Regions from separate parts of the Homo sapiens genome. Here region 2 is linked to region 1. A link is a contact called in ENCODE Hi-C or POLR2A ChIA-PET data. All regions are on one chromosome and are shown on one strand. The core of a region is the stretch at or near the end of the contact, and the rest is flanking DNA. Distances in the headings are between cores, read along the strand shown. Region 1 holds the start of LINC01399 (long intergenic non-protein coding RNA 1399). Region 2 overlaps TOM1 (target of myb1 membrane trafficking protein).

What was found. Hi-C counts contacts between places; a loop is a spot of excess contacts on that map. ChIA-PET counts read pairs that join two places held with the same protein, here RNA polymerase II (POLR2A). Pooled maps may share reads with other maps.
Region 2: a loop to region 1 is called in a pooled map, with 5 times the contacts of the local background. The contact joins the enhancer-like site here to the promoter of LINC01399 in region 1. A Hi-C loop is called at or near these places in 3 of 50 pooled maps. POLR2A ChIA-PET finds 5 or more read pairs at or near these places in 3 of 52 experiments (PC-9, naive thymus-derived CD4-positive, alpha-beta T cell and naive thymus-derived CD8-positive, alpha-beta T cell).

Annotation. Positions count from the first base shown.
Region 1 is chr22:35,229,033-35,232,818 of GRCh38, forward strand. It overlaps LINC01399 (long intergenic non-protein coding RNA 1399), which reads right to left and starts at 2,024. Exons shown (of 6, transcript NR_126356.1): 1 at 1,966-2,024. LOC105373017 (a long non-coding RNA gene) reads right to left here. Exons shown (of 4, transcript XR_938210.3): 4 at 3,611-3,786.
Region 2 is chr22:35,328,796-35,332,581 of GRCh38, forward strand. TOM1 (target of myb1 membrane trafficking protein) reads left to right here. Exons shown (of 15, transcript NM_005488.3): 8 at 1,552-1,685. Among named protein-coding and RNA genes, the nearest start is that of MIR3909, 5.0 kb to the right of the region's middle. RefSeq lists enhancers at 1-75, 1,565-2,065. Within about 2 kb of position 1,965, at least 22 of the 41 ENCODE cell types and tissues checked have a DNase peak (open chromatin) inside an H3K27ac peak, as active enhancers do.

The DNA of each region.
Region 1 (3,786 bases), core at 774-3,273:
TGAGAGATTATCCAAGGAAACTCCAGGAGGGGAATAAGAAAGAGCTGGAGAAAGAACGGCAGTGAAAAGGGTGTGGTTATTGAGAAGTGACCACTGTGGATGAGAGGGAATTCATCCTGCTGTGAAACACTGGGAGCTAGTGAGGAAGACGACTTTCAGAGTCATCCCACCAGGGGGCAAGGGACCTGGGCATTTATTAATACACGCCAACACTCACCAGTCATCATGGAGGGCTGCTGCTGTGGTGTTAATTTCCTGGTACTTAGGCCCACTACTCTGGCCCGGGGCCTGGCCACTGTAGAACGCCCTCAGGCAAAGAGATACAGGGGCTGCCCTGGAGGTTAGCCAGTGAGCACTTTAGCAGAGACAAGGAATGTAGGTAGGAGACATTGCCCACATCCCAGCATCTGCTAGGGGCTGCCTGAAAGAAAAGGACCCTAGATCTGTGTTTCTGCAGCAGACTCTCTGATCTGCCCCTTAAGTCTAACAGAACAGGGGAGAAAAGACCTGGAGCGAGGCACAGGGTAGGGGGTGGAGGTGCAGCAGCAGGCACTCCCACTATAGCATGGCAAAGATGCGTGAGTCTCCCACAGGCGGAGAGAACACCACTGAAGGACCAAGACTTGAGCAATTTCCACGTCCAAAGATCCTAATCATTACCCAAGGAGACTTGAGTGGCAAGAAGCTGTGGGCTCCCCCTGGCAACGATGGGGGCTAATGGGGTGGTCAGGGCTCCCACAAGAGCTCTTCACGAGGACCTCTGAAGAACCCACACAGGCACCCTGAGAAACAGCTAGCATCCTGCCCATTGCTCCCAACCTTTCCCATCCCTCTCCCGGCGCAGGTCTCTGGGGCTGGGTCAAGCCTGAGCGGGAGGGTGGGAAAGAGGAGCATTAAATGAAAAACCAGATTGAAGTACTTAGCTGCAAATGACCAAAAATCTCAAGGATCTGCCTACGATATTGTAAGAAAGATAAGAGTAGAGCAGAATATGCCCCCACCTGGTTCAGACAGTTCAATACATCCTTGATAACAACCAGCTATTGAGTACCAGACACACAGCGAGGTGTTCCTCAGGGCTGAGCTCATCTAATCCTCTCAGCAACCTTAGGGGAAGGTGTTACTGTCCCTACTGTACAGCTGAGAAGTGTGAGGCTTAGAGAAGCTACACAGTTTGCTCAGGATCATACAGGCAACGCATAGCAGAGTCTAAATTCAAACTCGGACCATTTTCATTCTGGTGCCTTGTTCATCAACTGGTAGGTAAATTATGGTATACCCATACAATAGAATACTAGTCAGTAACAAGAAGAAATGAATGACAGATGCATGACGGAACCTGGATGAATCACAAAAACGTTATGCTGAATGAAAGCAGGCAGACACAGAAGACTACTTTCTGTAGGATTCCATGTATATGAAATTCTAGAAAAGGCAAAGCACAGTGCCAGGGAACAGATCAGTAGTTGCCAGAAGCCAAAGACTGGAGAAGAAATGGGGCATGGGAAGCTTTCTGGGGTGGTAAAAATGTTCTATACCATGGCCAGATTCTGTGGCTCATGCATGTAATCCCAGCACCTAAAGGTGTTAGCAGAGCCAAGGAGGCTCTAGCCATGTGAGGGCATGGGCTGGAGAGGAGGACAGAACTAGAGAAATAAAATGAAATGACAGGTGGTAGAGTTGAGAAAGGGATGGACAGGGAGCAAATCCTAGAGTAAACATCTGACTGAAAAGAGACTTAGAGATGAACTCTAATCCAATGCCTGCCCCCACCTTTAAAGTTGGGGAACTGAGACCCAAAGAGAAGATTAAAGCAGCGGCAGTGGTGCTGGGGGGGCTGTTTACCTCTGTATTGGTCCATTTCACACGACTCTAAATAACTGCCTGAGACTGGGTAATTTATAAAGAAAAGAGATTTAATTGACTCACAGTTCCACGTGGCTGGGGAGGCCTCAGTAAACTTACCATCATGGCAGAACGGGAAGCAGCCATATCTCACACGGCAGCAGGAGAGGACGCTTGTGAAGGAAGTGAAGGGGGAGGAGCCCCTTATAAAACCATCAGATCTCGTGAGAACTCACTCACTATCACGAGAACGGCATGGGGGGAACCGCCCTCATGATCCAATCACCTCCCACCTGGTTCCTCCCTCAACACCTGGGGAGTACAGGTCAAGATGAGGTTTGGGTGGGGACACAGAGCCTAACCATCTCAACCTCCTTTATTTCATTCTTTCAACAAACATTTACAAACAGCTTGTTCTACATAGCAGACAGTCCAAGTCAAACAGGGCAGAGCCCCTGCTCTCCGGGAGTCCACAGCCGGAAGACGGACAGCCAGATGCCCTGGAAATTTACACTTCATGATGCTCAAGACGCTCAATGTCCCAGTCCCCCAGGCTGAGTTACCAAAGTATTGACATAAGAAAGGGGACTACAGATTTGAGGAGCCCGCAACTTATTCAGGAAGCCCTCTTATGGGAAAATGATACGAAATTATAAATGCAAAGTTAGGTACAAAAGCAGAAGGGGTCTGTACAGGTGAGAAGTCCTGAAGCTTAAGCTTCTTTAGCTTTTACAGCAATTCCTTCCCTGACCACACCTGAATTCAAGGGCAAAAACATACTTCTGAACTGGGCCAACAGCGCCCTCTAGCGGACCCACAGAGGAAGGCCTCAAGGAGCTCTGAGCTTTGGACACACCCACGCAGGCAGCGTAAAGCCAAGCAGGTAAATTTGGCCATCGGCTTCCTAGACACTTTCTCATCAGCCCATAGACCTGCCCTTCCTAACCCTAGAGGTGTGCAATTATTATTAGAAGCTTAGAGCTCAGCGTCCAGATGGACAGTTCCTTGTAGTTCCTTGATTTGGGGCAGGTAACTTAACCTTTCCACGTTTGTTTCCTTTACTGCAAATAAGTTGTGTCATAATGAGATTAAGTAAGTACCTACTTCAGAGGATGGTTGTAAAAATTAAATGAGATGACTCACTTTTATGATGTCTCTAAAATTAATTTTAAATAGACTCACTTATAAGTGCTTTATACAAAGGGCACTTTGATGTGTAATTTTTATTATTATTATTATTATTATTATTATTATTGAGACAGAGTCTCTCTGTTGCCCAGGCTGAGTGCAGTGGCGCGATCTCGGCTTACTGCAACCTCCATCTCCCAGGTTCAAGCGATTCTCCTGCCTCAGCCTCCCGAGTAGCTGGGACTACAGGCGCCTGCCACCACGCCTGGCTAATTTTTGTATTTTTAGTAGAGACGGGGTTTCACCATGTAAGTTATTTTTTAAGGAAAATGTATTCACCTGGCCATATTTTCTGCTTCTTCATGAACTCTTCTGAAGAAATTACCCTTACTACACACTCACAAAGGACCACGCAAGGCCCAGTTACACGGTGCAGGGTAGAGACAAGGTGTGTCTGTCTCATCCACCATTCCACAGACCCCTAAAGAGTGAGGTGGGAGTTTATTCATCTCCCCATTCCCCCCAGCACATCCCTGGCTCATGGCCCATCACAGGAAAAGTCACTTCATGGATCAATGTCTGGAGAGGGTACAATGTCGGTGTGAGATGAATGAATACTAAGTGAGTACTCTTCATGTTTTCTTCTAACTTTATATTTTAATATAATTTCAGATTTAGAGAAAAGTTGCAAGAATAATGAAGGATGAATTATCAGGGGCTCTTCTTCCAAATTCCCCAAAACATGCACATTAAACTCAGGGCCTTCTGTGTCCTCTGCCCCTTTCTCTCTCGATATGCTTGAGTGTGTGTGCA
Region 2 (3,786 bases), core at 715-3,214, 100 kb after region 1:
AGGCGTGCTGGCGTGAGGCCACAGTCGGCAATGCCGGGCAGCTCCCTGGACCTCAGGACCCAGGCACCTGCCGTGACCCAGGAACCTTCACCTGGTGGCAGGTACCTGAAGAAATAATTGACCAATCTTAAAAATGAAAACCCATATGGCTATGGTTTTTTATTTTTTTATTTTTTTTGAGACGGAGTCTTGCTCTGTCACCCAGGCTGGAGTGCAGTGGCGCGATCTCGGCTCACCGCAGCCTCTGCCTCTTGGGTTCAAGCTATTCTCCTGCCTCAGCCTTCCAAGCAGCTGGGATTATAGGCATACACCACCATGCCCGGCTAATTTTTGTATTATTAGTAGACACAGGGTTTCACCTTGTTGGCCAGGCTGGTCTTGAACTCCTGACCTCAGGTGATCCACCCGCCTCGGCCTCCCCAAGTGCTGGGATTATAGGCACGAGCCACCGGGTGTAGCCATTTTTTTTATTTTTCATAAGTTTAAATATGACACCTAGTGGTTAAAAGTCGGTGACGTGATAACTAAATGCAGTGTAGGATCCTAGAACAAACAAAGGACATTAGAGGAAAAACTAGTGAAACCTGAATAAAGTCCGCAGTTTAGTTAATAGTATTTTACCAGTTTTAATGTTTAATGGTAGTTTACCAGTTTTGACAAATGCCAGACTAAGGGGAAGCCAGGGTCAAGGGTATATGGGAACTTGTGGTACTATCTTTGCATCTCTTCTGTAAATCTAAAATTATTCCAAAGCTAAAAGTTTGTTTAAAAAGACAAAAAATCAGGCAGTGAGAAAAGTGAGGCAAAAACTCGAAATCGAGGTTTGTGGCTAATGGTTGCAGTCATCTAGTTCATTCTGTATGCTTTGGTTGCAAAAATCACAGCATACCCCCAGAAGTTGTGGTTTGTTCAGCCAGCCCCCTTTGCAGACTCAGTTTTTTTTTGACTAAGCAAAGATGGTGGCACAACCTTTATTCTGGAATCTGCACGAAGCCAAGTTAAACCGGCAGCACAGTTGGACATGTTGATGGTTTCCTGTGGATTAAATTTTAGCATCTAACACTTGGAAGTGAAGTTCAAGTTCATGTTTGTAGAACCCAAAAAGCTGTTCCGTGGAACCTTGAAGTCCAGTTTGGGCACCTCACCCTCCTCCAAGGCTTGTGCAGGGGCTGGAGGCCCGTGCATTAGAGATGGCCTCACTTGGCCAGGCGCGGTGGCTCACGCCTGTAATCCCAGCACTTTGGGAGGCCGAGGCAGGCAGATCGTGAGGTCAGGAGATCGAGACCACCCTGGCTAATATGGCGAAACCCCGTCTCTACTAAAACTACAAAAAAAAAAATTAGCCAGGCGTGGTGGCAGACGCCTGTAGTCCCAGCTACTTGGGAGGCTGAGGCAGGAGAATGGCATGAACCCAGGACACAGCTTGCAGTGAGCCAAGATCGCACCACTGCACTCCAGCCTGGGCGACAGAGCTCCGTCTCACAAAAAAAAAAAGAGACGGCCTCACTCTGAGTCATGTGACTGTGGTTGCCTCACTTCCTTTCCTGGCAGGAGCTCAACCGCACGTGCCGAGCCATGCAGCAGCGGGTCCTGGAGCTCATCCCTCAGATCGCCAATGAGCAGCTGACAGAGGAGCTGCTCATCGTCAATGACAATCTCAACAATGTGTTCCTGCGCCATGAACGGTAGCCCCAGCACCTCCCCTGGCCTCTGGCCTACTGCCCCAACCCTCTCCCTTCCCTTCCTCCCTGTTCTCCTGGTCTCATGCCATCTGAGCCTTCTCTCGTCCTCCTCTCAAACACAAGGCAGGCTCCTAAGGGCCTGTGCCCTCAGCTGTCTTCTTCCAGGATGTTTATGAGGGCCCCTCCTTCCAGCCGCCCTGTATCTCCTTTCCAGGGTTAGCGCTGCTGCCTGTGCCCAAGTCCAGCCCTGGGAGATGGTCACAGGTCACAGCTGAGAGCACGGCCCTGCAACCAGACTGGCCTGGTGTGTCCTCGCCCACTCCACCACTTCCTGGTTCTGGGGCCTTAGACAAGTGACTTCACTGCTGCAAGCTACACAAAACATTTCTGGCTAACTTAGGCAGAAAAAGAATTTGTTAGGATAATAATCTTTATTAAATGGGTAGCTTTCAGAATCCAGAGAAAAGTGAAACTGATGTCTCCCAACAGAACAAGAAAGATGGATCCCAGGGCAGCTCAGATGTCTCAGGAGCAGAAATTCCTGGACCATCTCCCCAGGGTGCTGCCATCAATAAATACATCAGCTCAAACACTTGTCCACAAACACCTGTCCACCTTTTTTTTTTTTTTTTTTTTGAGGCACGATCTTGCTCTGTCACCCAGGCTGGAGTATAGTGGCATGATCACAGCTCACTGCAGCCTCAACCTCCTGGGCTCAAGCAGTCCTCCCACCTCAGCCTGCCAGGTAGCCGGGACTACAGGCATGCACCACCACACCCAGCTAATTTTCTTTTCTTTTTTTTTTTTTCTTTTTGCAGAGACAGGGGTCTCACTGTGTTGCCCAGGCTAGTCTCAAACTCTTGGCCTCAAGCAGTCCTCCCTCCTTGGCCTCCGAAAGCATTGGTATTACAGGCATGAGCCACCACACCCACCTGCCCACCTTGTATCATTCTGTTCAAGAGTCACATCCCCAAGAGAGACTTGGATTGGCTGAGCTTCATTGTGCCTACCAGCTGGGGTATGGGAGAGGGCCCTTTGATGGCAGCCCCACCGGGATGATGTGAAATGGGGGAGGAGCAGTTCCTCTAAAGAGTACTTAGGTGCTATTACAAAAGAAGGAGAAGGGCTGGGCGCAGTGGCTCACACCTGTAATCCTAGCACTTTGGGAGGCTGAGCCGGGAGGATCACTTGAGGCCAGGAGTTTGCAACCAGCCAGGCCAACATGGTGAAACCCCGTCTCTACTAAAAAATACAAAAAAATTAGCCGGAGGTGGTGGTGGGTGCCTGTAATCCCAGCTTACTTGGGAGGCTGAGGCAGGAGAATTGCTTGAACCCAGGAGGCAGAGGTTGCAATGAGCCGAGATCGCACCACTGCACTCCAGCCTAGGCGACAGAGCAAGACTCCATCTCAAAAAAAAAAAGGAAAGAGAAGGAGAAGGATTGCTGGGTCTGCAGAAATTGTGTGCCCATCACACCTCCTCTGTATCTGTAAAATGAGGCTTGTGGCATAAGTGAGAGTCCATGAAACAGTGTCTGTAAAGCGCTTAGCAGTCCAGGGTGTCTGATAACTGACATGAGTTATTCCAGCCTCCTCCAGCCCCTTGTTCATTTTTTGTGTCTTTCTCCATCAAAAGACACTCACTGATTGATTCTAAATCAGTGGAAAGTGGGGGGTACCCTGCAGGTCACGTCTGCCTAGCTTCTCCTGCTCGTTGGCCCAGTGGAATGAAAGGCCTCTTCCCTGCCATTTTGGGGTATGGGCTGTGAGGTGACTGAGGGGCCCCATCTGGTAGCAGCTGGTACCCTCAGATATCCACAGTCATTAGGCTTAATATCTGACTGTGCTTTCAAGCTCGCAGTCACTTATACCCATGTCCTAATTTGGGCTTCAGCACTTCAGGGAGGCAGGTGCCTACAGATACTAGACAAGCAGACTAAAGTTCAGAAGGAACATAATTTACCCGAGGTCATGTGATAAGTGACAAGGCCACGACTTGAACAGACCCCACACTAAAGTCTTCTCGATCTATCACACCGGCCCCTAAGTAGCTCCATAAAACAAGATTAGAGATACATGTATCTTTCTTACAGCACTGAAGAGAGC